2 separate regions of the Homo sapiens genome follow, and region 1 is linked to region 2. A link is a loop called in an ENCODE intact Hi-C map of the cell type or tissue named here. Cell type or tissue: gastrocnemius medialis. All regions are shown on one strand. Links, peaks and the distances in the headings refer to the core of each region. The heading gives the core; the rest is flanking DNA. Region 1 has its middle 20 kb from the start of FOS. Region 2 overlaps TMED10 (transmembrane p24 trafficking protein 10).

Evidence for each region. Peaks named below come from ENCODE experiments on the same cell type or tissue, not always from the same donor. Only the 100,000 strongest peaks of a DNase experiment are listed, where the experiment ranks them.
Region 1: it touches region 2 in a loop (3-fold over the local background); 8 of 110 quality-filtered maps call a loop at or near these places.

What each region holds. Positions count from the first base shown.
Region 1 is chr14:75,251,413-75,266,412 of GRCh38, reverse strand. No RefSeq gene overlaps it. Among named protein-coding and RNA genes, the nearest start is that of FOS, 20 kb to the left of the region's middle. RefSeq lists enhancers at 6,852-7,111, 7,292-8,270, 6,118-8,692, 8,970-9,469, 9,364-9,533 and 1 more. In gastrocnemius medialis, for the core only: a CTCF peak has its summit at 6,753; DNase peaks (open chromatin) are centred at 7,272, 8,122 and 8,962; H3K4me3 peaks cover 1,557 bases; H3K27ac peaks cover 4,407 bases.
Region 2 is chr14:75,141,870-75,156,869 of GRCh38, reverse strand. TMED10 (transmembrane p24 trafficking protein 10) reads left to right here. Exons shown (of 5, transcript NM_006827.6): 2 at 4,727-4,838; 3 at 9,133-9,206. Among named protein-coding and RNA genes, the nearest start is that of NEK9, 22 kb to the right of the region's middle. RefSeq lists an enhancer at 3,842-4,506 and silencers at 8,870-9,164, 9,110-9,404. In gastrocnemius medialis, for the core only: a CTCF peak has its summit at 9,298; DNase peaks (open chromatin) are centred at 6,479, 6,899, 8,919, 9,259 and 1 weaker place; H3K27ac peaks cover 8,000 bases.

The DNA.
Region 1 (15,000 bases), core at 2,820-10,819, 110 kb before region 2:
CGGCCTGATTGCAAACTTCGGATGCAGGAATCTCCTCTCATCTTTGGCAGTCCTGTCCTCTAGAACGTTTGTGAAAAGGCATGGAACATGGAATTAAATATGAGCTACTAGCATTATACATATGTTCTCTGCCTCCACCTCCCACTCTTCGTCTCAGTTCAGCCTACTTTTTATCTAGATCTCAAACTTAAAATGTCACATCCACATAAAGGACTTTCCCCAGCAGCCAGGCTGAATTAGGAACCTTTTAGAAGCCCTCATTCCACCCTAGGCTTTTCATGATTAGCACTTACCACCATTTCTAGTAATACATTTATTTAGAAAGCATTTGGGCTAATTTCTAAAAATTAAGTTCCACAAGAGTAGGGATCTTTGTTTTATTCACTGATGTACCCCCAAGGAGTTAGAGAAGCCTGATCCTAATAGCTGTTAATTGTTGAATTAAATGAATTCATTTAATGTCTATCTCCCCACTCCAAGAAGGCAGACACCTTGCCTATTTTACTCATCAATGACTCTCTAGCCCCTAACACAGTATCTGGCATATAATAGCTGCTCAAAAAATACTTCTTGAATAAAGAGAAATAATGATAGCTAATATTTATTGAGTGCTTGCTCAGGAATTATGCGAAGTGCTTTACAAATATTGTTATGGTTTTTGTTGTTGTTTTGTTTTGAGACGGAGTCTCACTCTGTCACCCAGGCTGGAGTGCAGTGGCGCAATCTCAGCTCACTGCTACCTCCACCTCCCGGTTCAAGCGATTCTCCTGCCTCAGCCTCCTGAGTAGCTGGGATTACAGGTGCCCGCCACAATGCCTGGCTACTTTTTTTGAGATGGAGTCTCACTCTGTCACCCAGGCTGGAGTGCAGTGGCATGATCTCAGCTCACAGCAACCTCTGCCTCCCAGGTTTAAGCGATTCTCCTGCCTCAGCCTCCCGAGTAGCTGGGATCACAGGCACCCACCACCACACCCGGCTAATTTTGTATTTTTAGTAGAGACAAGGTTTCTCTATGTTGGTCAGGCTGGTCTCGAACTCTCAACCTCAGGTGATCTGCCCACCTCGCCCTCCCAAAGTGCTGGGATTACAGGTGTGAGCCACCATGCCCGGCCTACTTTTTGTATTTTTTTTAGTAGAGACAGGGTTTTACTATGTCGGCCAGGCTGGTCTCAAACTCCTGACCTCAAGGAATCCTCCTGCCTCGGTCTCCCAAAGTGCTGGGATCACAGGTGTCAGCCACCGCACCCAGCCTTGTTATGTTATTTAATATTCACCACGATTCAATGATGTAGGTATATTATTCCACTATTTTGGTTGAATAGGTTCAATAATTTTTTTTTTTAGTAGAGATGGGATCTCACTATGTTGCTCAGGCTGATCTCAAACTCCTGGCTCAAGCAAATTTTCCCACCCCAGCCTCCCAAAGTACTGGGATTACAGGCGTGAGCCACCACACCCAGCCAATTCAATATAATTTTTAAAATAATGATCTTATAATTTTCTAATCCACACCATATAATTGGGCTAAATATTTCCCCAGTGTAGTTGATAGTGCTCTGGTGACCTGCATAAGTAAATTTATTTCCCTAAGTACCTACCAGGGAATGACTAATAAGAGAGAAACTCAGGGCCAGGTGCAGTAGCTCACGCCTGTAATCCCAGCACTTTGGGAGGCCCAGGCGGGTGGATCACCTGAGGTCAGGAGTTTGAGACCAGGCTGACCAACATGGTGAAACCCCATCCCTACTAAAAATACAAAAATTAGCTGGGCATGATGGTACGTGCCTGTAGTCTCAGCTACTCGGGAGGCTGAGGCAGGAGAATCGCTTGAACCTGGGAGGCCGAGGTCGGCAGTGAGCCAAGATCGCACCATTGCACTCCAGCATGAGCAACAGAATGAGACTCCATCTCAAAAAAAAAGAGAGAAACTCAATCTCATGGGCCTTAATTATGCTAATGTTGCTTGGAATTAAAATATAGGCTCAGCTTCTAGAGACATTGGGCTTTGGAGAAAAATTTATCTATGTTGTGCTGGTTGCATTGGGTTCATATGCAACCACAGAAAATATAGAATGCTTCCAGTTTTGCTAGGGGACACTGGAGGCAGGAAAACAGTATGCGCCAAATCTTGCCCAAGATGCTGGTTAAACCTGCTTTGCCAGCGTCTCCTGTACCTACCTGGGACACCAGCTGGAAGGCAGGTTTGTTCCCTCCTCTGGGAGGAACCATGCCAGTCCCTAACACTCTGCCCCATCTGATCTGGCTAGATCAGGCTTTGGGAAGTCAACAATCCCACCTCGCCAGGTAAAACCAGAAGTGTTCAGGTGGTGCAGCATGGTCCCAGCAAGGAATGGACTCACTGAAAACAAACTGATCTGCCCAGAGTGGAAGTAATTCCAAGAGAATTATTCAAAGTATTATATTCCCCATATCAGAACCCATTCTGGTGAGATTATGTTACTCTCCTTTAACAAAGAAACTGGTGACCCAAAGAAGCATCGTGTGAGAAGTGGTCATCTTATCAGGAACATTAATTCTTGAGTTAAATTTTTACCTCTCCTTGATTTCTCTATCTGCTCTTTGTCACTGTCAGCACCACCCCATAAATACTGAAGAAGAAACAGGAGTGTCCAAGGTAAATAGGAAAAATAAAGACAAAGCAGGGAATTTGCATACAGCTACATATCTTTGATTTAAAAGGACTATCCTTCAGTTTTAAATAATGTCCTTTTTTTTTTTTTTTTTGAGACAGAGCCTTGCTCTGTCATGCAGGCTGCAGGCTGGAGTGCAGTGGTGCGATCTTGACTCACTACAACCTCTTCCTCCCACTTTCAAGTGATTCTCCTGCCTCAGTCTCCCAAGTAGCTGGGATTACAGGCGTGCACCACCACGCCCGGCTACTTTTTGTATTTTTAGTAGAGGTGGGGTTTCTCCATGTTGGCCAGGCTGGTCTCGAACTCCTGACCTCAGATGATCCACCTGCCTAAGCCTCCCAAAGTGCTGGGATTGCAGGTGTGTACCACCGTACCCAGCCAGATAATGTCCTTTTGACTTTTTTAGTGTTAAAATGTCTTCTCATTTATGAAATGATAGTGATAATAAGTAGTAATTGTTGTTCGGTAAAATTCAAAGTTGGCAACCCATGTCAATTCCCAAACTTGTAAAAAAAACTTTGCTTGCCCCTATAGTATATGGGAGTCTCTGGATGACTGCAGTGGTGTCTTCGGAGGTTTTAGGTGAGGATGGGGAGAAGCATTTCCCCCCTCATCTGTGAGTGGAACTACGGGTCTGCTGGGTGGGTTCCGAGGGTCCTGTGTCAGCAACTGGTACACCATGAAGGTTGACTTTGACTAAAATGAATAATCTCTAGGATTCCAGCATCTCATTTCTCAGACCTACCCAAGAGCCCAGTGCACCTGTCTGGTGCCATCTCACCTGTCGGGGAGGAACATGTCTGGTAATGTAATTTACATTAAATTTCAGGAGCCTACTGCTCACAAGAGAATTTGTCTTTTAAGAGTAGGACCCAAAGGGAATGGCAAATGCTTAATCCAAAGAAATATATTGCTGATGATGGAATTTTAGGGACAGTGAGGGAGCATTCCTTGGCATAGGGCATATCAAATCACATAGATGGGCATTTATCCAGTCTCTCTATGAATTACATCTCTTGACACTTGACCTTGACACTGCTCCATTTACAGACCACCTCATCTTGCAGAATATTTTTAAACTTTAAAATACCCTCTGACTTACGGTTTTTGAAGCCCTTCCACAAGCATGACCTAGTATGACCCTCCTAACAGTCCCGAGAGGTAAGGAGGCCAGGTAGCAACATCTCCTTTTTTTTTTTAGAAGGAATTTCGCTCTTGTTGCCCAAGCTGGAGTGCAATGGTGCAATCTTGGCTCACTGCAACCTCCACCTCCGGGGTTCAAGCAATTCTCCTGCCTCAGCCTCCCAAGTAGCTGGGATTATAGGCATGTGCCACCACACCTGGCTAATTTTTTGTATTTTTAGTAGAAATGGGGTTTCACCATGTTAGCCAGCATGAGTGGAAGAGTGAATTCTATCATGGCTGAGATGTGAAGGAGGATAGTGTGAACCTGGGCCTTGAAAGGCCAGGTAGGTCACAGCTCCTACACATCCTGGCCTGGGCCAAGGCCTCTTCTTTGCCAGGGAAACCTGGCAAGTGGAGGCTTCACTCAGCACTAAGATGGAGAGGTGTTGAGGGAAAATATACCCACAAATAATAATCAAGCATTTATGCAGCATTTAGTATTTCCACACCACCAACTAATAATCACTGTATCATTGCAATCCTCTTGGGTCAAAGCAAACGTGTGGGGTCAGTGAGTTGTCCAGACCCCATTTTATAGATGAGGAAATAGGTTGGGGAAATTAATCATCTTGTGGTTTAAGGAAGTCAGCAACATAGAAGGACATCATGGTCCTTATGTTGAATCTGGTCATCTAAACAGAGAGGCTCAGCCGAAACACAAGGCAGCAAAAGAATATGCATGTGTGTGCGCATGCAAGCATATATGAAACAAACTGCTTCTCACGATACAATCAAAACGATATCTATTTGGTATTTCCTAGACTAAAAATTCGCTGGGTCCCACATCATGGCCCATGACCATGTTTGGGTCAAACAAAAAGAAAGAACTGGCCTGGCCGGCTGTGGTGGCTCACGTCTGTAATCCTAGCACTTTGGGAGGCTGAGGCAGGTGGATTGCCTGAGCTCATGAGTTCAAGACCAGCCCGGGGAACACGGTGAAACCCCGTCTCTACTAAAAATACAAAAAATTAGCCGGGCGTGGCAGTGTGCACCTGTAATCCCAGCTACTCGGGAGGCTGAGGCAGGAGAATTGCTTGAACCTGGGAGACGGAGGTTGTAGTGAGCCGAGATTGCGCCATTGCACTCCAGCCTGGGTGACAGAGCGAGATTCCATTGAAAGGAAGGAAGGAAGGAAGGAAGGAAGGAAGGAAGGAAGGAAGGAAGGAAGGAAGGAAGGAGGGAGGGAGGGAAAGGAGAGAGAAAGAAAAAAAAGAAAGAACTGGCCAGGCGCGGTGGCTCACGCCTGTAATCCCAGCAGCACTTTGGGAGGCCAAGGTGGGCAGATCACTTGAGGTCAGGAGTTCAAGACTAGCTTGGCCAATACGGCAAAACCCTGTCTCTACTAAAAATACAAAAATTAGCCAGACGTTGTGGCAGGCGCCTGTATTCCCAGCCACTTGGGAGGCTGAGGCAGGAGAATCACTTGAACCTGAGAGGTGGAAGTTGCAGTGAGCCAAGATCCTGCCACTACACTCCAGCCTGGGTGACAGAGCAAGACTCTGTCTCAAAAAAAAAAAAAAAAAAAAATTCTAAGACTGGGAGATGGAGAAGGACATGGAAATTTGGAGGTTATAACTGATGCCCTTGGACAGAATCATAAAATGGGTTCATATGCTAGAATCAAATCTAGGCACTTAGATATTCTGTCATCTTTCACCTTCCTCCCCTCTTCTTCATCCACACTGAGAAAATGCCCTCAGTCACCTCTTCCAGCTTTTCAGGTCATCTTCAATGTACAGTGTAAATATTATCTCGTTATTCCTCTTTCAGTGTAACCCAGATATATTGGCTCTCAGAGACCAAGACATGCTATATTCCTGGAAACATAAAGAGAGATGATAGAATTAGAAGGGATGTTTGATGGTCTAAAATGGATCTTATATCCGACTTTCAAATATTCCCTGGCAGTGTCAGGACAGAAGGGAGACTAGCCTAGCAATTTAATATATTTACTGGGTAAATAGTAAGCACTTGCAGTCCCTGACTTAATCAGAATGAAGTTCATTACGATAAAGAGCTGTGCCCTTTGGTCCTGTTTGCATTAAGCAGGCTCTTAATTTCATTTAATTTCACTACATCTCTGAAGGAAATTATAGGCTATAAGGCTAGCCAAAGAGTCGGAGGGGAGGACAGATAGCAAGCATATCCACCAGAGGAGATAGAGGAAAGGAGGTAGTGGGCTAAGATTAGAGCATAGAGGACAGAGATTCCCCTTATCAACCCCAATCTATGAAACTAATTTTACTTTCTTGTTTTTAACTTGACGTTTGTATCAGTCTCTCTCTTTCTCTCTGGGTTTTAGAAACATGTTATCAGGTCATCTAAACCTTTTATGAAACATTTCAGACTTGTACGTGCATGAGCTGGTGAAGATTTATTATATTTGACACCATAACTACAGATTTTAAGGCATTCTTTTAAGCGCAACTTGACTGAAACCCCTGAGGCTAGATCGCTATCTTTTGCCAGATGTTAACTTGGTTTCACTGATGGAAACCCAGGGTAAGGTTAAAACTGTTTCTGGACACATTCGTACCTTGGAATGTTTAACTCCATCAGTATATTAGTATTAGATATCAAGAAACCTGGGCTCTTGATCTGTGTTCATCTCTGTCTTCAATTTCTTTCTGTTTCTATTGGAGAAATCAAATGGTCCCCCCGATTTGAATTAAAACAGGCGGAGAGGAAAGAATAAGATCCAATGAGCCCATAAATAGAAGTACCCACCCAGGTCCTTTGGGATTCTTTGGTATCTATTCAGGTTACAAGAAATCTGCCCATCTCTGGGTGGGAATACGGATAAATGATGTCATTCAACAGAATTAGGACCAGACGGGGAAATGTATCCAAATCCTGCAGGGGGTAGCACTGAATGCAGGCTTTAGATATGGAAAGGCCTCCGAGTGCTCTCAAGCATAAACAAGAGTAACCGTGAAGGCAACACAGTTTCTGGGATGTGACTGAGAGGGTAACGGCACTTCTGAGATGTGCTGGGGGGTGGGAGCAGGGGTTATAACACCAAATATTGGGTTGTGACAGACGCCGGGCATGAGGGCCATAATTCCCACAATGGACTAGAGCACAGTGGAACTATGTCATCTGCTGGGCTGTAATCGGTAGGAGCAAGCTGCACGTTCAGCACGTTTTCTCCTGGATCCCATCCTTGGCGACCGATCTAGACCTCAGCCTCCAGGATCTGTTAGAGAAATAAACAAGTGGGAGACAACAACCAAAACAGCAACACAGTCGAGCGGGCGCGGGAGACGAAGCTCCGCCTTTGGAAGCCTCGGGCCAATCAGAAGCCTGTTGCTGGGGCCCGGTGTTTGGCCGCCTGACGTTCCCATGGAGACGGAAGAACGTTACACACCAAACACTGGCGACGTTGACGTCTATGCATTATATCCATGGAGACGACAGAGTAAACGTCATCCCCCCACACTTCCCCGCCTCCCTTAGCGCCAGGGGCTGAGGGAGCGACGCAGGCGTCGCCGTCACGTGCTGGACGCCAGGAGCGAAGCCCGGTGGGCGGGGCCTGTTGCTATGACTGCAGCTGCGGCTGTTTGGAGCTGCAATTAGAAAGTGCTGAGGTGGCAGTGGAGCCAGAACCGATTCTGGAACAGCTTCTCCCGCCCCCGGGCCAGAGAGGGTTCCCCAGCCCCTGGAAAGCCAGGACACCCCCTAGGCTGTCCCAGCACGCCTCAGCCTCAGGTCCTGAGCCAACATCTCTCTGCGCTGCCTGTGAATCCAGACTGTGACTCCAGACTGAGGGCCAAACCGAGACCACTCCCTCCACCGTCAGTTGGCCATAATTGTCAGGGTGACCTCCCCGACCGACCGTCTCCACCGACCGTCTCCTCCAGACAGCAGCCCACAGAACAGCCACCGACCAAACTGCCTTGCCCATGAGACAGGAGCAAAACCAGCTTAGAAAACTTTCCCACTGTTGGAGTAAAACCCAGAATTCTCCCAGAAAGGAGAAGCATAAGGAACTTTGAATTTATCTTTTATACTTTAAAAGCAGCAGAACTTGAGACATTCATTCCTCGGAGCTTTGTTGAAGAATTGAGGAAGGGGTGCTTAATAATCCCATTCAAGAATAGTTCCTCTGGAAGGGAGAGAAAACTCAGAAATCCCTGAGTACTGTGATACTCCAAAATGGGAAGGCCTGGAAAAACCTAGGTCATTAAAAACTGAAGCTTAAATTTCTACATTGCTTAATTTTGTCTCAACTGCACAAGCCAACAGAGTGTGAGAAATCTCTCTGCGTGCCAGCCTCCCTTTTCGTCACACAACTCTGGAAACAGTTATAGGAAGATTGCAGCAACAAATTGTAAACAAAACCAGGTCAAGAAACAGAGGAGAGGGCCAGGCAGGGTGGCTCAGGCCTATAATCCCAGCACTTTGGGCAGCTGAGGCAGGTGGATCACCTGAAGTCAGGAGTTCAAGACCAGCCTGGGCAACATGGCGAAACCTCCTCTCTAATTAAAAAATAAAAAATAAAAATAAAAATTAGCCAGGCTTGGTGGCGGGCGCCTGTAATCCCAGCTACTCGGGAGGGTGAGGCAGGAGGATCGCTTGAAACCAGGAGGCGGAGGTTGCAGTGAGTCAAGATCGCGCCACTGCACACTCCAGCCTGGGCGACAGAGCGAGACTCTGTCTCAAAAAAAAAGAAGAAAGAAACAGGAGTGAAAAGTTGAGATGACCATGTGAAGCCAGCCAACCTGAACAAAATGTAACTTTTGAATGATAAGGCACAGCTGAGCGGCCCAGACTTTGAATTTTCTCCAAATATCATGATCTTCCATCCTGGCTGAATTTAAATGGTGTCTTTTGTATTTGGGGGAAAGCAGAGGGGATATTATTTGCTGGAATTAAAAGCAAGCCATTTGGGTGAGCACATAGTCTGTTGCAGATGGTGGAGGCATAAAGAGGGATTTCATGTAAATGAATGGCATTCGGAGTTGGCCTGGGCTTTCTGCATTCCTCCACCAACACATATCCAATCCCATTGTCTATCTCTGAGAAATCAGCACCTCAGGGTCCCTTCCCTGTTACTCCATAGTAGCCCTCCCTGGGCCCCCATTCAGATATTTTGCCACCTGTCCACAGAGCATATCCGTTGCCTTTCAACATTCCCTTGCTCCATCCTCTGACCTACCTATTACTCACTTCCCCGACATCCTTCCCTAAACACTTCTTGACTCCCTTCCCACTCAATTGCCACTCCCCAGGATTTTACCCAGTTGATCATTGCTCCCCAAACCCTTGCCCCATCCACTCATCCCCACCATAAAGTTTTTCATGTCTGGTCCTTACTTAATAGAAGACAGTAGCTTATTGGAACTTCTGTCCAGTTCCAAGCAGAGGAAGAAGGGCACAGTGAGTGGAACAAAGCCATGATCAGCCCTTCAGGAAAAAAAAACCCTGGCCGGGCACAGTGGCTCACGCCTGTAATCCCATCACTTTGGGAGGCAGGCGAATCACTTGAAGCCAGGAGTTCGAGACCAGCCTGGCCAACATGGTGAAACCCTGTCTCCTAAAAATACAAAAGTTAGCCAGGTGTGGTAGTGCAGGCCTGTAGTCCCAGCTACTCAGGAGGCTGAGGCAGGAGAATTGCTTGAGCCTGGAAGGCAGAGATTGCAGTGAGCCAAGATCCCACCACTGCCCTCCAGGCTGGGCGACAGACTCTGACTCAAAAAAAGAAAAAAAAAAAAGGAGAAAAGAAAAAAGAAAAAAATATTGGCCGGGCGCAGTGGCTTACGCCTGTAATCCCAACACTTTGCGAGGCTGAGGCGGGTGGATCACCTAAGGTCAGGAGTTCGAGACCAGCCTGGCCAACATAGTGAAAACCCGTCTCTACTAAAAATACAAAAAATTTAGCCGGGCGTGGTGGCGCACACCTGTAATCCCAGCTACTTAAGAGGCTGAGGTAGGAGAATCACTTGAACCTGGGAGGCCGAGGTTGCAGTGAGCCGAGATTGCGCCACTGTACTCCATCCTGGGCAACAAAGTGAGACTCAGTCTCAAAAATAAATAAATAAATAAAAATAAAAACAAAAACCCAGATAGTAGTTGAGATTCATGCTATATATCCAACCATAATGCAGATTCTGCTTATTACAGGATTATGGGCAAGGTAGCAATTTACTAATTCTGGTATTTTCAGGGAAGAAATGACAATTTCTACTTTTTTCTGTCAACGAATGGTTAAGCTAGACTTCTCTTTTCTAAACTCCACCTAGAGCATAAAAGCAGCTGGAAAAGAGAGAAACTTCAAATTCAGGTTAATGAGAAAGCCTGATTTATGGGTAGATTAGATTGAATCAGTTTTTGACATGGAAATGAAGTGGTTTGTGTTTTGTTTCAGATGGGAAAGCACTGATGCAATTTACCTCTAGGCACAGAAATAACCCATTTTAGGCCTGGCATGGTAGCTCTTGCCTGTAATCCCAGTACTTTGGGAGGCTAAGGCAGGCGGATCACCTGAGGTCAGGAGTTCGAGACCAGCCTGACCAACATGGTGAAACCCCGTCTCTACTAAAAATACAAAATTAGCCAAGCATGGTGGCGCATGCCTGTAATCCCAGCTACTAGGGAGGCTGAGGCAGGAGAATCACTTGAACCCGGGAGGCAGAGGTTGCGGTGAGCCAAGATCATGCCGTTGCACTCCAGCCTGGGCAACAAGAGCGAAACTGTCTCAAAAATAAAAAATAAAAATAACCCATCTTGTCATCTAGAAAAGAAGTGGAACAGCAGTCCTTCTTATCTCCCTACTTGAAACGCAGAGTTAAGTTCGAATAAGATGGTCGTATTTACTTTGCCATTCTCTCTCTTGAGGTCTCTCTTTCAGTCCTTCAGGCTAATCAAGGACCCAGCAAGCCACTGACACAGTGTATGAGAAGGAGAAAATAAAGGCAAGATTTATCTAATACTTTTGATATGCTAGGACTATGTAGAGTACTTGAGAGTACTCTATGTGTTATCTCGTTTTATCCTGTTAATATCCATGAGAACTAGGTCTTCATGTGCCCACTTTTACAACGGAAGAAACTGAGATTCAAGTAGTTAAGTAAGTACAGAGCCAGGACATCTCCAATGATGCCATGGAATGCATGGAAAACCTCCACTTGGATCATTCCACGAGCTTTCTTTTCCATAGGGAGACTCTAGCCCCCTTTTCCAAACTTTTTTCTTTTTCTTTTTTTTTTTAAAGAAGGGAAGATTGTGAGATCTGCTAGAGCTTCATGAAAAGGTGCTGACACCACAAAGAACACAAATTCATCCCTGCCTTCTGGGACTAGCCTATATTTCCTCATTGGCTCAAGATCCAAGGAGGCAAAGAGAGACATGCCCCAGAGCACACGCAGCAGAAAGGTTTGGGTGGTTCGGGGAGACTCTGACCTGCCCCAGGCTAGGGAGGGCACTACCTGAGTTCAACAGCTCCCTGGACAGCTCCACACAGATTTATCTGCAGCTGTCACTTACAACCAGCTCCTCCTTCCTCTTCTCCCTCCTCCCCAATGCCTGACCCTGCAGGGAAGCACGTCCAGCACGAATTCTTTCAAACCTCAGCTACCTTTAGGATTTTTATGTGTCTGAAGAGTTCCCTTCTTGACAAGCAGCATTAGTCAAGTCCAGTAGGTGGGAAGGGCATTTCCCGGTGATCCTGGGCTTGGAGGAAGGGGAGACCCTTCTCCCTCCCGGCTTTGGCAAGCAACCATAGAGAGGTCCATGTGGGTGGCAATGAATACAGACAAGCCAGAGGGGTTCTTGCTGGACAGGAATGCCCACGGGCCACACCTTCCTCAGCCCTCAGAGCACTTCATCATGTCTGGACCCGTGAATGGGGTGGCAGTGCCAGGGAGTGGGTTCTCCCAGTGTCTGGCTCCAACAGCTGGTTTACTGTGATGATTCTATTTGTGTTCCCTGTGTTCTGTTTGGCTTGGCAGCAGGGAAGGAAGAGGGCAACAGGTTCACTCCAGTTTGTACTGGGTTGTTCCTGCAGCCACACCCGGGCATTAAAGCAGGCGGCTTGCACCCTGGATGCCTTTACCTGGGGGCCCTTGGTGTGCAAAAGCAAAGCGTGGGAAGTATTTCCTTTTCATGGGCCAGCCAGGTGTGGCTGGCATTTCACCTATTCCTGTATTACTAACGTCATCCAGATTCAGGTCAAAGGGCAGGTTTCCTAGACTCCCATCACGCTGAGATCCGGGATCAGGGGATGGTTGATCAAGTCCATTTGGGCTGGATTACCTGAGTTCCTACTACTCATGGACACTTAACTCCTGCTTCTAAAACAAAATCTGTCCAGGCACAGTGGCTCATACCTATAATTCTAGCACTTTGGGAGGCTGAGGCAGGCGGACCACTTGAGCCAAGGAGGCCTAGACTGCAGTGAGTTATGATCATGCTACTACACTCCAGACTGGGAGACAGAGCAATACCTTGTTTGTTAAAAAAAAGAAAAGAAAAGAAAAGAAAATTCTGGACCAAGCGCAGTAGCTCATGCCTGTAATCCCAGCACTTTGGGAGGCCAAGGCGGGCGGATCACCAGAGGTCAGGAGTTTGAAAACAGCCTGACCAACATGGAGAAACCCCATCTCTACTAAAAACACAAAATTAGCTGGGTGTGGTGGCACATGCCTATAATCCCAGCTACTCGGGAGGCTGAAGCAGGAGAATCACTTGAACCAGGGAGTCGAAGGTTGCGGTGAGCCAAGATCACGCCATTGCACTCCAGCCTGGGCAACAAGAGCGAAACTCTGTCTCAAAAAAAAAAAAAAAAAAAAAATTCTGAGGTCAGGCAACTGTGCTGTACCTTGAAGGACTGGTGTCCCCAAAATTGAAATATGGTCTCTCCTAAAGCATACAAATTAGGGGTTCTTTTTATACAAGGTGGTAGCTTTCAAGGAAAACAGACTTCAAGGTCAAATAGACTTAGTCTAGAACTCTGGATTTGCCCCCTTACTTAGATGAGCCTCCATCCAGAACTAAAATCTCTAGCATGTGAAAAATAACAGCAAATATTTATGCTACTACATGCCAGGCACTGTTCTAAGCATTTTTGTAAAAACTCATTTAAGCCTCAAAACAACATAAAGAGGTGAGTAGGTGAGTAGATTATTGTCATCCCCTCTTACAGATGAGAAATGGAGGCAGAGAGGTTAAGGAGATTTTCAAAGGTCACACAGTTGATAAATGACAGTGCTAGGATTCAACGGAAGGAAGTCTGGAACCCATACGGAAGCGGAACCAGAACCTCTGGAACACATCTCAGAACCAGAATGGTAGCGATGTTCCTGGAGAGCCCTGCTGTGCCGGTGGCTAGATGCCTTAGACAGCAGACACAGACACAGCACCCCAGACCCGCCCTGTCATCTCTATGCTTCCCTTCTGAGGCTCCCAAGTCAACTTTGGAAAGGGCCTTTCTTTTTTCTGAGACAGGGTCTCGCTGTCTTTCCCAGGCTGAAAATCACTGAAATGCAGTCACTGAAATGCAGTGACTTTATCCTAGCTCACAGCAGCCTTGACCTCCCAGGCTCAAGTGATCCTCCCTCCTCATCCTCCTGAATAGCTGGGACTACAAGCCCCCACCACCACACCAGGCCAATTTTTGTATTTTTTGTAGAGATGGGGTTTCACCATGTTGCCCAGGCTGGTCTCAAACTCTTGGGCTCAAGCGATGGCCCGCCTTAGCCTCCCAAAATGTTGGGATTACAGGTGTGAGCCACCGCACCCAGCCAGAAAGGGCCTTTCTACTAGCCTAAACATTGCCCTTGCCCTGGACCCTGGGGCAGCCTTCCCTTGAATGCAGGGATTTCCTGGCTGAAGGTCACAGTCATGGTCATCCAGCCAGATCAACGAAAGGATCTTCAGAAGTGCACTAGCTTCCATGGGCTCCTCACCTGCTCCAGGGGCAAGAACAAGGCCTAGCATTATGACGCTATGGACCTGTCATGAATGAGCATTCTTCCCGGCAGGCAGGCTTATGCCTCTCTGTGCTCCTTCACACGCTGGGGGCCGGCAGAGCCAGGCTGGCATGCTGGGCATAACCAAGCATGTCGAGCAGGCAAGGCCACAGACAGCCCTGCCCTGAAGAAAGTGGCCATGACCTAGACAGCTGAATAATGAAACCATTTCCTCTCCAGGAGAGACCTGAGCACATGGCTGCAGGGCCTGGCAAAGCCATAGGCTTTGTTCCTGGGGCCGCTCCCTACCCGGATGAGATAATGTGCATTGTGGGGCTTGAGACAGTTAGAATGACTTCTTAAACGGAAGCAAGGTGTAGTTCATTACCATCACCCACGTTTACTGAGTGCCAAGTGTGCTTTATGTGACTGATAGGAATTCGTTTACTTTGTCCTTAAAACAACCCTGTGAGGTAGGTTCTTATACTATCCCCTTTGACAGATGAAGATATGGAAGCACAGAGATTGCTCGAGGCCAGGGGTTCAAGAGCAGCCTGGGCAACATGGCAAGACCCAGTATATATATATATATATATGTGTGTGTGTGTGTGTGTGTGTATTTTTTTTTTTTTTTTTTTGAGACTGAGTCTCGCTCTGTCACCAGGCTGGAGTGCAGTGGCGCAACCTCAGCTCACTGCAACCCCCACCTCCCACTTCAAGCAATTCTCCTGCTTCAGCCTCCCAAGTAGCTGGGACTACAGGTGCCTGCCACCACATCCAGCTAATTTTTTTGTATTTTTAGTAGGGACGGGGTTTCACCGTGTTGGCCAGCATGGTCTCAATCTCTTGACCTCATGATCCACCCACCTTGGCCTCCCGAAGTGCTGGGATTACAGGTGTGAGCCCCTGCGTCCAGCCTTCTATATTTTTAGTTTTTTAAAAAAGCAGTAGAGGCATAGAGAAGTTAACTTTCCCAACTCAGCACAGGCAATAAATGAGATTCAAACTCAGAAATGGCTGACTTCCCAGACTGTGCTAAACTATCTAAAGCAAAATGGAGGCCCTTTCCTCAGGGTCAGTGAAGACACAAGACCAGAGAAGGGTCTTGAGACGCTTCCATATTAGGCTGGGGATCCAAGGCCCTTGTCCAGTTACTGGGGACCCTTGGGACCATAGCCCATGCCTCCAGAAGTGTCATCTGATCCAACTTCCAGGCTCTCACTGGCCACTCTGGAGCTCAATGAGCCAGAGAT
Region 2 (15,000 bases), core at 3,097-11,096:
TGATCTCTCTCACCCTGGTTTCAAACGATTCTCCTGCCTCAGCCTCCCAAGTAGCTGGGACTACAGGCACGCATCACCATGCCCAACTAATTTTTGTATTTTTAGTAGAGACGGGGTAGGATGGTCTCGATCTCTTGACCTCATGATCCACCCACCTCGGCCTCCCAAAGTGCTGGGATTACAGGTGTGAGCCACCGTGCCCGGCCTGAGATAGTTTTTCAAATGTTGGGATTGGTTGTAAAGATTTAAAAATTAAGAGATTTCAAATGAAAGTTAAAATGTCTACCTTCTCTTGAAAAACTGGATGATCTGAAAACCTGGAGTGCCATGGCAGTCATTGGCTTTTCCTATAACACAGGCCATCTTTTCTAGTTTGCTGTGTATGGCTTGTGCTGGTCCAGTAGACTCAGTATGTTTCTCACTTGATCTCTGTGGGCATTTACTTTTTGGTTTTGTCCTGTAGACTCTACCTCCTTAAAATCCCTCAAACTCTTCAGTTCATGGGTTACTAAACTTTTTTGTAATTACATAAAATTATTTAATTAAATACAATTTAATAAACCTTAATAAAATTAAATAAAATTTAAAATTATTTTAATTAAATAAAATCTGTCACCTTCTCTCTATACTGAAGGCCCTTCTCCTTTCTTACCTGGAGTACTGGAATAGTGTCCCAACCCACCTCCTTATCTCTAGGGTTCTCTCTCTATAGTCTGTCTTCATAGTACTGGTAGCGTCATCTTTCTGAATTGTCATTGACTCACATCATTCTGTTTCAAATTCCTTATTGCCCTTCCACTTTGTACTAAATGAAGCTTAAACTCCTTAGCATGCTATTCTAGTTCTACATGATTGGGCCAGTACCTCTCCAGGCACTTAACCTCTCTGGGCCTCAGTTTCCTCCCATGGAACACGGGGGAAATAATTCTTGCCAGTAGGGTTATAGTGAGGATTAAATTTAAAATGCTTATAAAGCAGCAACACATTATTTGACACTTAGTAAGTATTCAGTAAATACTAGCTATTAGTAATATGATAATGCCATATTTTTGTTTTATGTTTTTCTGGACCCAGGCCTTCATATTTGCTGTCTCTTCTACCCTGAACTTCTTTACCCCTCTTTCCCTTGATTGAAATTCATCCTTTAGGACTCAGCTCATGTGCTACCCCCTCCTAGATACACTCCCTGACCCTCCATAATCCCATGGCACTTGTGCATACCTCTGGTAGCATGCCTTGCACATTGCAGTGAAGCGCTCTCTCTCTGTTAGCTTTATTGAGGTATAATTGGCAAATAAAAATTGTTTATATTCAAGATATATAATGTGATGTTTTGTTATACATACACATTGTGAAGTGAATACCACAATCAAGCTAATTAACATATTTCATCACCCCATACAAATGTCTAACAAATACATTAAAAGTTCCCCAGTATCACTAACCATCAGGGAAATGCAAACCAAAACCACTATGAAGGCATATCATTTCTTATCACTCTCCTCTCCTCATTTAGACTCATAAGCCCTTTGAAGACAGGAACTATCTTACTCATACTTGTATCCCAGTGACCAGCACAGGTCTAGGTATCTTAAATGTTTGATAAATTAGGCCGGGCGTGGTGGCTCACACCTGTAATCCCAGCAGTTTGGAAAAGCCAAGGCAGGCGGATCACTTGAGGTCAGGAGTTGGAGACCAGCCTGGCCAACATGGTGAAACCCCATCTCTACTAAAAACATAAAAATTAGCCGGGCTTGGGGGTGCATGCCTGTAGTCCCAGCTACTTGGGAGGCTGAGGCAGGAGAATCACTTGAATCCGGAAGGCGGAGGTTGCAGTGAGCCGGGATTGCGCCACTGCCCTACAACCTGAGTGACACAGCGAGACTCTGTCTCAAAAAAAAAAAAAGGGCCAGGTGAGATGGCTTACACTTGTAATCCCAGCACTTTCAGAGGCCAAGGCAGGTGGATCACGAGGTCAGGAGATCAAGACCATCCTGGCTAACACGGTGAAACCCCGTCTCTACCAAAAATACAAAAAATTAGCCGGGTGTGGTGGCATGTGCCTGTAATCCCAGCCACTTGGGAGGCTGGGGCAGGAGAATCGCTTGAACCCGGGAGGCAGAGGTTGCAGTAAGCCGAGATCGCATCACTGCACTCCAGCCTGGGTGACAGAGCGAGACTCTGTCTCAAAAATAAATAAATAAAAATAAATTTAAAAGTTTGACAAATTAGCAAATGGTGCTGGATGGCAGAAGACAGTTGACTAATACTACTGTTTATTAGGGAATTTAGAAGATGTGCCATAAAACTTTTTTTAGTTAATCTGTCATTTCAAATTTATCTAGTAGTGATAACTTTTCTTTAGTTATTATCAATTTTTTCCAAAATAAAATAACTTTATTATTATTTTTGAATATAAGTGATCCAGTGATACATGCCTTTTTTTTTTTTTTTTTTTTTTTTTTTTTGAGACAGAGTCTCGCTGTGTTGCCCAGGCTGGAGTGCAGTGGCACAGTCTCGGCTCACCGCAACTTCTGCCTCCCGGGTTCAAGCGATTATCCTGCCTCAGCCTCCAAAGTAGCTGGGATTACAGGCGCCCAATACCACTCCTGGCTAATTTTTTTTTTTTTTTGTATTTTTAGTAAAGACGGGGTTTCACCATGTTGGCCAGGCTGGTCTCAAACTCCTGACCTCAGGTGATCCACCTGCCTCGGCCTCCCAAAGTGCTGGGATTACAGGTGCGTGAGCCACTGCACCTGGCAGAGCTACCACGCCCGGCTACATGTCATTTTCAAAAAAGGCCGGGTGTGGTGGCTCACGCCTGTAACCCCAGCACTTTGGGAAGCCGAGGCGGGTTGGATTATGAGGTCAGGAGATCGAGACCATCCTGGCCAACACAGGGAAACCCTGTCTTTACTAAAAATACAAAAAAATTAGCTGGGCATGGTCGTGGGTGCCTGTAGTTCCAGCTACTCGGGAGGCTGAGGCAGGAGAATCACCTGAACCCGGGAGGCGGAGGTTGCAGAGAGCCGAGATCACGCCACTGCACTCCAGCCTGGGGACAGAGTGAGACTCCATTTCAAAAAAAAAAAGGGAAAAAAAAATAGAAAGTCTCACCCCTCAGAAATAACTACTGTTATAAAGTACTTTTAAATATATAAGCTTAAATGTGTGCTACTTAATTTTCCTGCTTAAAATTTCCCCTTAAAAGAATTATGTTTTAACAAATAGCATTAGAACATCCAGTTTAATGTAATTAAGCCACTACTTTTGTGTTCCACATTGCAAAGTAGCTTCCAGTCTTAAGTGATGAAATATGCTTTCTACTAAGACAGCCACGTGCTCTAGAAATGAAGGCTAAGATCCAGTCTGTTAAATTACCATGGAATTCCCTTGCTTTGTATGTGGCTGTTTACTTAGCAGTATATGCCCTTTATTCTGTGCTGATAGGCCATTCTTTGGTAATAGAGCAGCTTAAGTCTGAAGAGCTAAAGCTAAGGATCTAGAAGAAAGGAATAATCATTTATGGAAGCCAAAGATACCTTTTTTTTTTTAGGATAAATTTCTCTCCTTTTTGTTTTTGTTTTTGTTTTTTTGAGACAGAGTCTTGCTCTGTCACCCAGGCTGCAGTGACACGGCAAGCTTCCCAGTACCTGGGACTATAGGTGCGCACCACCATGCCTGGCTAATTTTTGTATTTTTTGTAGAGATGAGGTTTCGCCATGTTGGTCTTGAACACTTTTTTTTTGAGACAGAATCTCACTCTGTCATCTGGGCTGGAGTGCAGTGGCGCAATCTTGGCTCACTGCAACCTCCGCCTCCCAGGTTCAAGCGATTCTCCTGCCTCAGCCTCCTGAGTAGCTGGGACTACAGGCATATGCCACTGCGCCCAGCTGATTTTGGTATTTTTAGTAGAGACGAGGTTTCTCCATGTTGGTTGGCCAGGATGGTCTTGATCTCTTGACCTCGTGATCCATCCGCCTCGGCCTCCCAAAGTGCTGGGATTACAGGCGTGAGCCACCGCGCCCAGCCAGGTCTTGAACTCTTGAGCTCAAGTGATCCTCCTGCCTTGGCGTTCCAAAGTTTGGGATTACAGGCGTGAGCCACCATGCCTGGCCAGAAACTTCTTTTTTGTTTCCTGTGTTTTGTTCCCACTCTACCTGGCCGTTGACATAATTAACATGAAATTTGCAGGAATAGATCTCCTGGATTGTCTTCTCTATGTATGCTTTTCTTCCTGCTGTCCTTGTATTGTGTGTCCTAATTTTATTCTCCACCCACACCCCTTCCCCATCAAATTTGTTTTATAGAATAAATGTGTTTTTATATATCTTTGTCCCTCTTGTATAATCTTTTGATAATTGTCTACTTTCATTTTTGTGACATGTTCCTCTATGCGGAATGATACTAGTGAGTTTTTGCCAATAAATCCAATGTATGTAACTTGGAGCATTAGCTAGATTAACTTTTTGGTATGGTAAGACATCCTATAGCAGCAACAGATTTTAGCCCACAGTGTGATTAGGCTATTTGAATGGATGAAATTTGCTGTATTTGGATTTAATCTTCTAATCCAGTTTTTGTCTTTGGGGATGGTTGGAACATAGTCATCATAATGAGAACTATCAATTGTCTTTCATAGATAGTGTCTCTATCTTCCCAGTTTCTGTAAGTTCTCTTCCTGAGTGTTATTTGCTGCCTATTCTTACTACTTTTCTTATTTTAGATCACAGATTCTGCTGGCCATATTCTCTACTCCAAAGAGGATGCAACCAAGGGGAAATTTGCCTTTACCACTGAAGATTATGACATGTTTGAAGTGTGTTTTGAGAGCAAGGGTGAGTAATCAAGAGTGTTTCTCTGGATTAAGAATCTTCTCCAACTCTAATGCTCCTTAATACAGTCAGCACTTAATATCTAGTTTCATTTGTATTCTTTATTTATTCTGATTTGGAGACCTGTTACCTTGTAGTCTTTGGAGCACCTTTTAAAAGGTCGACTACATGGAATAAAAGATTGAATAGGTGGAACAGAGAGAATTTTTAGGGCAGTAAAAATATTCTGTATGATACTGTAATAGTGGATACATGTCATTATATGGTTGTCCGAACATTACATTTGGAATGTACACCAAGAGTGAATCCTAATGTAAACTGTGGACTTTGGTAGATAGTGATGTGTCCATGTAGGTTCATCATTTGTAATGAATGTACCACTCTGGTGGGAAATGGTGATAATGGGGGAGGCTATGCATATGTAAGAGGAAGGGGGATATGGGAAATCTTTGTGCCTTCCTCTCAGTTTTGTTGTGAACCTAAAACTGCTCTAACAAAGTGAAGTCTTAAAAAAAAGGCTGGGCATGGTGGCTCATGCCTGTAATCCCAGCACTTTGGGAGGCCAAGGCAGGCAGATCACTGAAGGTTAGGAGTTTGAGACCAGCCTGGCCAACATGGTGAAACCCTGTCTCTACTAAAAATACAAAATTAGCTGGGCATGGTGGCTCGTGCCTGTAACCCTAGCTGCTCAGGAGGCTGAGGCAGGAGAATCACTTAAACCCAGGAGGTGGAGGTTGCAGTGAGCAAGATTGTGTCACTGCACTCCAGCCTGGGTGACAGAGTGAGACTCCATCTCAAAAAAATAAACAACAACAACAACAAAAAAAACTGGCCGGGCGCAGTGACTCACGCTTGTAATCCCAGCAGTTGGGAGGCCGAGGCGGGCGGATCACCTGAGGCCAGGAGTTTGAGACCAGCCTGGCCAACATGGCGAAACCCCATCTCTACTAAAAATACAAAAATTAGCCAGATGTGGTGGTGGCACATGCCTGTAATCCCAGCTACTCGGGAGGCTGAGGCAGGAGAATTGTTTGAACCCAGGAGGCAGAGATTGCAGTGAGCCAAGATCGTACCACTGCACTGCAGCCTGGGTGACAGAGCGAGACTCTGTCTCAAAACAAACAAAAAGGATTGTCTGTTTGCCAGGCAAATGCAGAGAGAAAAATTATGAAGGGTCCTTTTACAAAGGAGACTCTTTAGGGCTATGATGTCAGCTAAGAGGATAGGCTGACAGTTCTATGCAAGAGACTGTATAGTCTGGACTCGACCATTCTGAGAAATGGTGGTTAGGTGATTTCGTTGTGCAAATATTAAGTGTACTTACACAAACCTAGATGTTATAGCCTACTACCCACCTCGGCTATATGGTATAGCCTACTACTGCTCCTAGGCTACAAAGCTGTAAAGCATGTGACTGTACTGAATACTGTAGGCAGTTAGAACACAATGCTATTTGTGTATCTAAACATAGAAAAGATATAGTAAAAATACAGTATTATAATAATCTTATGGGACCACCTTCATATATGCAGTCTGTCCTCGACTGAACTGTCTTCATGTAGTGCATGACTGTACTGTGCTGTGACAATCAGGGAGGTAGTTGGAAGACCTTGTAAGAAAGAAGATATCCTGATCATTTGGACCAGGTGGGGCTGTGAACTGCTTAAGTTTCACAACTTTTTCAATGAGGAAGTACATCTTCCATGGACAATGTCGTAATCAGGATTACACATTGGATTTGGGAGAACAGAACACTCTGGGTGCCACATTTTGTTTTGTTTTGTTTGAAGACTTGTTGTTTTCATGCTCAGAAGACACATGTGACTTGTCTTACTTTGTTCTCAGTCTTACCCTGTGCAGTCTTATTTATATTTCTCTTGCTTTCGAGTTAATCTTTCCAGTCTATCCAAAAGAAGTCCTTTTTTTGTGTGTGTGTGAAACAAGAGTCTTGCTCTGTCACCCAGGCTGGAGTGCAGTGGTGCGATCTTGGCTCACTGCAACTTTACCGGGTTCAAGTGATTCTCATGCCTCAGCCTCCGGAGTAGCTGGAACTACAGGCACGCACCACTGCGCCTGGCTAATTTGTGTATTTTTAGTAGAGACGGGTTTCATCATGTTGGCCAAGCTGGTCTCGAACTCGAACCTCAAGAGATCCACCTGCCTTGGCCTCCCAAAGTGCTGGGATTACAGGCATGAGCCACCGTGCCCATCCCAAAAGAAGTTCTTTACTGTCTTTCAAGCATGCCATACTCCGATTTTAATATCTGAGCCTTTGCTCATGCTTTGCCGTCTGCCTAGAGTACTTTGCCTAAGTCCTGCCTTTAGGTGTTCCCTTTTTAGTGAAGTCTGTCCACAACTACAATCTTCTCTCCTCTTCCCTTTGCTCCATATTGGAATTGTCTGAACCAGTTCCTTTGGCTTAAACTTTTACAGTGCTTTGCATTTTCACCATAGTTGTTTTGTGTATATGTCTTAGATCCCAATTGAATTATTTGAAGGCAGGGATTGTATCCTGGCTTAGTCCATTTTGTGCTGCTATAACAGAACATCGCAGAGTGGGTATAAACAGTAGAAATTTGTTTGGTTCATGGTTCTGGAGTCTGGAAAGTCCAAGATCAAGGGGCCACATCTGGTGAGGGCCTTTTTGCTGTGTCACAATAACATGGCAGAAGGTATCACATGGCAAGAGAATGCACAGGAGAGCAAGAAGGGGCTGAACTCACTTTTATAACAAACCTACTTCTATGATAATGACATTAAATCTATTGATGAGGGCAGAGCCCCATGACCTAGTCAATTCTTAAAGGTCCTACTTCTCCGCCAGGCACAGTGGCTCATGCCTATAATCCCAGCACTTTGGGAGGCTGAGGCAGGAGGATCGCTTGAGCCCAGGAGTTCCAGATCAGCCTGGACAGTATAGCGAGACCCTGTCTCTACAAAAAATACAAAAATTACCTGGGTGTGGTGGCTCACGCCTGTAGTCCCAGCTACTTGAAAGACTGAAGTGGGAGGATTGCTTGAGCCCAGGAGTTCGAGGCTACAGTGAGCCATGATGGTGCGTGCCACTGCACTCCAGCTTGGAAGACAAGAGTAAGAACCTGTCTCAAAAAATTTTTTTTAATTAAATAAATAAAATTAAAGGTTTTACCTCTCAACACTGTTGCATTGGGGATTAAGTTTCCAACACATGAACTTTGAGAGGGGCACATCGAAGCCGTAGCATATCTCTTTAAAATCTCCAGCACAGTTTTAGTACTTAGTGAGTTTTCAATGAGTAGTTATTGAATTGACTTCAGTTCATTTCAGAAAACTTCCAGTGTCTCTCAGGCATCAGAGGGTACAGTACCATTCAGTGTGGCTTATGGTTTCAGGAACCCCAGTGCTTCAGTGGCACTGTTTCCCACAACTTCTAATTTCATGCAGGCAGTTGTAAATTTTATAACTAGGTGAATTCCAGGGGATTGGGGCTGAACAGTTTTCTGGGGCTCCTTGGGTCTTTTCCTTTCTCCTACTTGATGATTTAAGATTAGAATGCTTCTTTGATCCAGCTGAATCAGATTGACTCTTCTAACATGAACTCTATTATAAGAAGCATCCCTGAGATTTGAACACTTAAAGTTGTTTTTTTTTTTTCCTTGAGCTGTTGTAACTCTTTTAAGGGCTTAGTGGGAATAGCTCTATGACATTGTACTCCTACTGAACTAGGCCATACATTGATCAAAATGTTTGAATTAAAGTGGAATATTAGATAAAACTTATGTTCTTTTCAGTACTCAGATTTATATTAAGTAAATCCAAGCTTAGCACATATCCAATAATCCTAATTCATCATGGCCTTCCCTCAAAATTTGACAGGGCAACCTTTTCAGATGTGGAAATACACATTTTCAGCCGAAGTTGTTGCCTACTATCTCTTGATTTATATGCCACTCAATTTCACACTGTTTTGATTTTTGAGTTTTATTTCCCAATTCAATAAGCCTGTGTGGTTTCCCTTCTGTTCTGTTCCTCTGTAGTACCAGTTGCAGTATCTTGTGTCCTTGCCTGCTCAGAGATGTTTGCCAGCAGCATGTTCTTGTTGCTTTCCGGCACCCCACACAGATAGAGGCTTTGTCTGGAATGTTTGTGATTTTAGCCAGAGCCAGGAATTTTCTGCAACTGAGCAGGGGGAGGAGTTGTGGCTGTTTCCCTCTATTGAGAGGGTAGGGGTTCTGTAGAGGGAGGGCGGGCGGGTGGGTGGGTAATTTCCCAGAATTTTAAGTATTTCACACAATGATTCCTTTGATTTCTTTCTCAGGAACAGGGCGGATACCTGACCAACTCGTGATCCTAGACATGAAGCATGGAGTGGAGGCGAAAAATTACGAAGAGGTATGTCCTGCTCTAACAGCCAGAGGAGGCAGCAGTGTGCTATGCTGTGAGGTTTCTGTGACCTCGGCAGGCCAACAGGCTGTGCTTTGCCCAAAGGGCTGTGGTTTCTTAGCAGTCTTGTGACAGCCAGCCATGATCTTACTGATACAAAAAGTGGTATTAACAGCCTTAGCCGGGCGCGGTGGCTCACTCCTGTAATCCCAGCACTTTGGGAGGCCAAGGCGGGTGGATCGCCTGAGGTCAGGAGTTCGATACCAGCCTGGTCAACATGGTGACACCAAGTTTCTACTAAAAATACAAAAATTAGCCAGGAGTGGTGGCGTGCGCCTGTAATCCCAGCTAGTCTACTCGGGAGGCTGAGGCAGGAGAATTGCTGGAACCTGGGGGGCAGAGGCTGCAGTGAGCCGAGATCGTGCCACTGCACTCCAGCCTGGGCGACAGGGCAAGGCTCCATCTCAAAAAAAAAAAAAAAAAAAAACAGCCTTGAAGAATAATTCTGGCTGTGCTGTCAGCCAAAGACTGAACAAACTGTCCCACAGAATGTTGGTTTGATAAAACACTGAAGCATATGGCATTAGTTCTCTTGAACTGTGTGTGTGTAGAGAGAGATATTTTAAATTTTTTAAAGCTGGAATTCAGTTATTTGTTAATGCCCAAGGTTAAGAAAAGTGATTTGTTTTTAATTCCTAAGACTTTTTCCCCAAGACCAACAGTTGTATATCTATCTATCTATCTATCTATCTATCTATCTATCTGGGGCATGGATTCAGTGCTGTTTAGTCTTGAACAACTGTTTTGTGTTTGGGAAATAACAATAGTCAAAGATAGTTTTTAGTTAAAATAATTTCAAACTTTCAAGGAAGAGGGCAGGATGGAGGAAAAAGCTGCAAGAGACTAGGAATGGTGATAATAGAAATTTGATGCTGATAAGAAGTTATTTATTATAGACTAATAAAAACTGACACTTATTTGGGTGACAGGGAGATGGAGGTGTACACAGAATGAGGAGAAGGACAACAGCCTTTTTCATCTCTGCGAGACTTGGGGGCAGCACAAAAGGGTTCTTCAAATGAAGGGCACCTTTGAAAAACCACAAGAACTATTTAAGACTAGATAATTGATCTTTACAGAAAGATAAGAGTATTTTTACCCAACAAAACAGTACGTAAGGGCATGAAGGAGGAGTGGGGTACAGGAAATAGAATGGGCTTTTGAAGAATGCAAACTAAGTAAATGAAGGAAAATTGGTTTAAGTGATTTAGGAAAATTGTCTAGGAATAGTGGAACAGAAGTTGCTCTCTCTTTGGACAGCACTTTGGAAGGGAAATATCCTAAAATGGAAGAAGATTGGAAATGACTGGTTAATTCTGCAACAGGAAGTAGTACAACAGTTGCAGCTCTTTCCTTGTTCAAATCCTCAATTGAATGAAACTAGGTAGCGTTATTTAGAGGCAGTAAATAGGAGCAAGTGATACAGTTGTGAATGGGAGACAGTTTCCGGTAGAGAATTTTCAATTGTTTGTTTCTGTTTCCAGGCTAGTTTAATTTAAATAAATAAAACAAGAAGACCTCTTTATTTGATGAACTTGAGTAAATTGAAAAATTTTTTTAAACCTTCATGATTCAGAAGAATCTTAATTATATTTAAATAAGATTATGTTAAAGTGCTTTTATAAGATATAAAACACTAGGGAGAATGTTCTCATTATTATAAGGTAGAAGAATAGGTAAAATGATTTCCAGTTTGTGGTTACTGCTTCTGTTCCCGAACTGTGGACCATTCTCAGTTGAATTTGTACTCTGTGGAATTTTACCTATTGTAATCTTTTTCTCCAACATGATGCCTGTCATTAAGGGTATTTATTTATTTATTTATTGAGATGGAGTCTCGCTTGGTTGCCCAGGCTGGAGTGCAGTGGCGGGATCTCTGCTCACTGCAAGCTCCGCCTCCCGGGTTCACGCCATTCTCCTGCCTCAGCCTCCCGAGTAGCTGGGACTACAGGCACCCATCACCACGCCCAGCTAATTTTTTGTATTTTTAGTAGAGACGGGGTTTCACCATGTTAGCCAGGATGGTCTCGATCTCCTGACCTCGTGATCTGCCTGTCTTGGCCTCCCAAAGTGCTGGCGGATTACATGCGTGAGGCACCGCGCCCAGCCCAAGGGTATTTATTAAATAACAACACATCAATGCCCTATTAGACAGTAGACATAGCTAGTTCCCCTCAAAAACAGATGACATTATTGTGGGTTTATATAAAGAATGCTTTGGACACAGCTGTCGTATAGCATTTTAGAACCCCTATACCTCCTGGAATTTCCATCATCCTTGGACTTTATAGACATTAGGAAAGGGGCTTTATCTTTCCTGACCTTTTGCTTAACCCAAGAGGGGAATCCCTAGCCCAAAGAAAACCACGGTGCTTCCTTTGCCTGCTTCCTGCTTCAGACGTCTGACATGTCCTAAGCCTGCCTTTACGCATGTAGTTACAACACAGCTCCAAGGTTCTGCTTCTTAACCAAGAAACTCCTCCCCACTACTTTCTTTAACATCTATCCCCACCCTCCTGCCCTTCACCCCTGCTCCCCAGCAGCAGACCAGATTGATGTAGAGGAGGAATGGCTATGACACAGTCCGAAGACCAGCCCTTTCTTCAGTCTGCAGCAAGGCTGCCTTGAACCTTGCTTAGAAATGGCTGTTAGCTGGCAGGGCACGGTGGCTCACACCTGTAATCCCAGCACTTTGGGAGGCCAAGGTGGGTGGATCACCCAAGGTCAGGAGTTGGAGACCAGCCTGGCCAACCTGGCGAAAACCCCATCTCTACTAAAAATACAAAAATTAGCCGGGCATGGTGGCGGGTACCTGTAGTCCCAACTACTCGGGAGGCTGAAGCAAGAGAATCACTTGAACGATTTAATTTCAGGCCCTTGAGATAATGGAGAGGCTTTATCTCCAGAGGATTTGGAATCTTTGGCATCAGCATTAAGATTCGGGAATGTGGCATACTTCTTTAATTTTCATGTCCAACACATCTCTCCCTCATATCTGTGGACTCATAATTCTGAAATCCCATGTGGTCCTGTAAGATTGAATAGTAATTGTACCACACTACCTACCTAAATTGTTATTAATTAATCCATGTGAAATTGCTATGTAACACAATACAAATGTAAGATGATATTATTTGGAAGACAGAATGCTTGTCATACTGTGAAGAAGCATTAAGTCTTGTTGTTTGAATTCTTTAAAGAGAAAGAATGCCTTTGTCCTCGGAAATAAAGCACTTTTGATTTTGATTTCTTGCATTTTATTTTATGAACCTCTGACCACTGTCTCACTTCTGCCCTTCAGAGGGTGTATCTTTGTAGATTCAGGATGTGAACCGAGCCACTTCTTTTTAGTTTGTCATCTGTGAACTAGAGCAGTTGTTTGTAGGGACTTACTGTCTGTGCAGTTGGGAGAATGCAGGCAATTACTGTCCGACAAAGAAGGAGCTATCTGACACATCTTCTAACTCCTGGGCTGTGTGTCCCACGAGTAAAATACCGCTTTGCCTAGGCGATTCTATTTGTCTGTCATTTGCTATCAATCTATATTCCAAAAACACAGCTGCCCTGGTTGGAGCAACAGCTGAAGACTTTCCAAAAGTTCTGTTTCTCTGAGTGCTCTCAGGAAGGAGGAACTCTGATTCCATGTACTAGATCCAAAGTCCTTTTTTTTTTTTTTTTTGAGACAGAGTATCACTCAGTTATTCAGGCTGTAGTGCAGTGGCGTGATCTTAGCTCACTGCAACCTCTGCCTCCCGGGTTCAAACAATTATTCTGCCTCAGCCTCCCGAGTAGCTGGGATTACAAGTGTGCACCACCACACCCAGCTAATTTTTGTATTTTTAGTAGAGACAGGGTTTCACCATGTAGGCCAGGCTGGTCTCCAACTCCTGACCTCAAGTGATCTGGCCACCTCGGCCTCCCAAAGTGCTGGGATTACAGGCATGAGCCACTGTGCCAGCTCTGTTATGTTTATCTTGCTTGTGTTAGACTAGATGGTCTTCACATTTATTGCTGTGCTCCTGGAGTTGGTGGGGGCTGTGGTGGGAGGCATGGAGGCAGCAAACTACTTTGACTGAATTTGTCTTGTCACAAGAAGCTTCTCTCTTGGATCTTGATGCTCCACCAAGGAAAAGAATTTAGAGATTCCCTAGAGGTTAGATTAACACCTCTGTTTTAAGAAGCAGTTTTTTCAGAGAATTAATACCTTTTCTTGGTACAGTTACATATAACTCTGTGAACTCTTTAGATTCAAATCTTCATTATAATGGAAGATTTGGATATGGTTTTAGAAGAGTTTAATTTTACTGGTATTTTGGAGGTGTTATACAGAAAAAGGCTTTGTAACTTGTAGCTTTTCCAAACAGTACCTACCATGACCAGTAAGAATGATGTTAATAGATATGGTGGTAGAGAAGGCTTTCTCCTAGGCGGCGGGCCTCATGAAAATAGATGCAGGCTGGGCGCGGTGGCTCACACCTGTAATCCCAGCACTTTGGAAGGCTGAGGCAGGTGGATCACCTGAGGTCAGGAGTTCAAGACCAACTTGGCCAACATGGTGAAACCCTGTCTCTACTAAAAATACAAAAATTAGCTGGGTGTGGTGGCAGGCGCCTGTAATCCCAGCTACTCGGGAAGCTGAGGCAGGAGAATCATTTGAACCTGGGAGGCAGAGGTTGCAGTGAGCCAAGATCGTGCCACTGCACTCCAGCATGGGTGACAAAGCAAAACTCTATCTCAAAAAAATAAAAAAAAGAAAGAAAAAAAATCAATGCAGAGTGCTTTTAGTATACAAGAAACACTTGCTTCAGGGGACCAGCAGCACTTAGCTACTTTGAGAAAGTTGGCTTCTTTGAAGAAGGCATAGAGTGGGCAGAACAGGTCAATTACAAGTGTTTACCAAGTCTCAGGTCTTTACGACTATATAAACTATAAATCATTTTAATTTCCTTGAGTTCAGGAGCCAAACTAGTGTGGAGGGACAGGATAAAAATAAAACAATTTGTGAATATGACAATATATGATTGAGTGTTAACTGTGTGACACAGTATGTGTTGTAGGGCTTCAGGGAAGACAGTGTGGACAAGAGTGGTTGAAGGAGGCTTTCAAGGAGGCTTGAAAGATAGGTCAGATTTGGGTACAGAGAGCATAAATGCTTTTGGAAGTCAGGGATTCTGTTCTCGAATTTTACAGCAGAGTTTGGCAGTTTAAATGCTGTGATCACCCTGGGTAGGGAGTTAAGAGACCATGGTACTGTTAATTTTGGTTGGACACCCAAAGGGCTGAGTAACTTTATGGAATCTTTAGTTTCCTCATTTGAAAAATGAGGGACTCACTGCAAAATGAAGCACCTTGTAACTATAACATCCTTTGATTATTTAACAACTACATGCAGCTTGCCAGGGGGATATCACCCCCTATTGGAGAACCTGTGGTGCACATTGTCTTACAGACTTGGCAAAACATACCTCATGCTTCCAGTGATGAAGGAGAGTAGAATAGAATACCAGCCTGCCTTCATGAAACATGTATAATTTGGCATTTTTACAGATACTCTGAACAGTTCAATCAACTGCTTACAAGAGCAGAACAACAGAAAGTGGGAATTTTGATATTGAGGATTTTTTAGCTTTTTGTACTGTGATATAAAGCCTCAATGCTATGTATTGAATGCTTAGTCCAGAGCAAGTAAAGAGCGTCTTCTTGAGAATACTTACCATGATTTGTTTTAAAATTTTACTCTGTT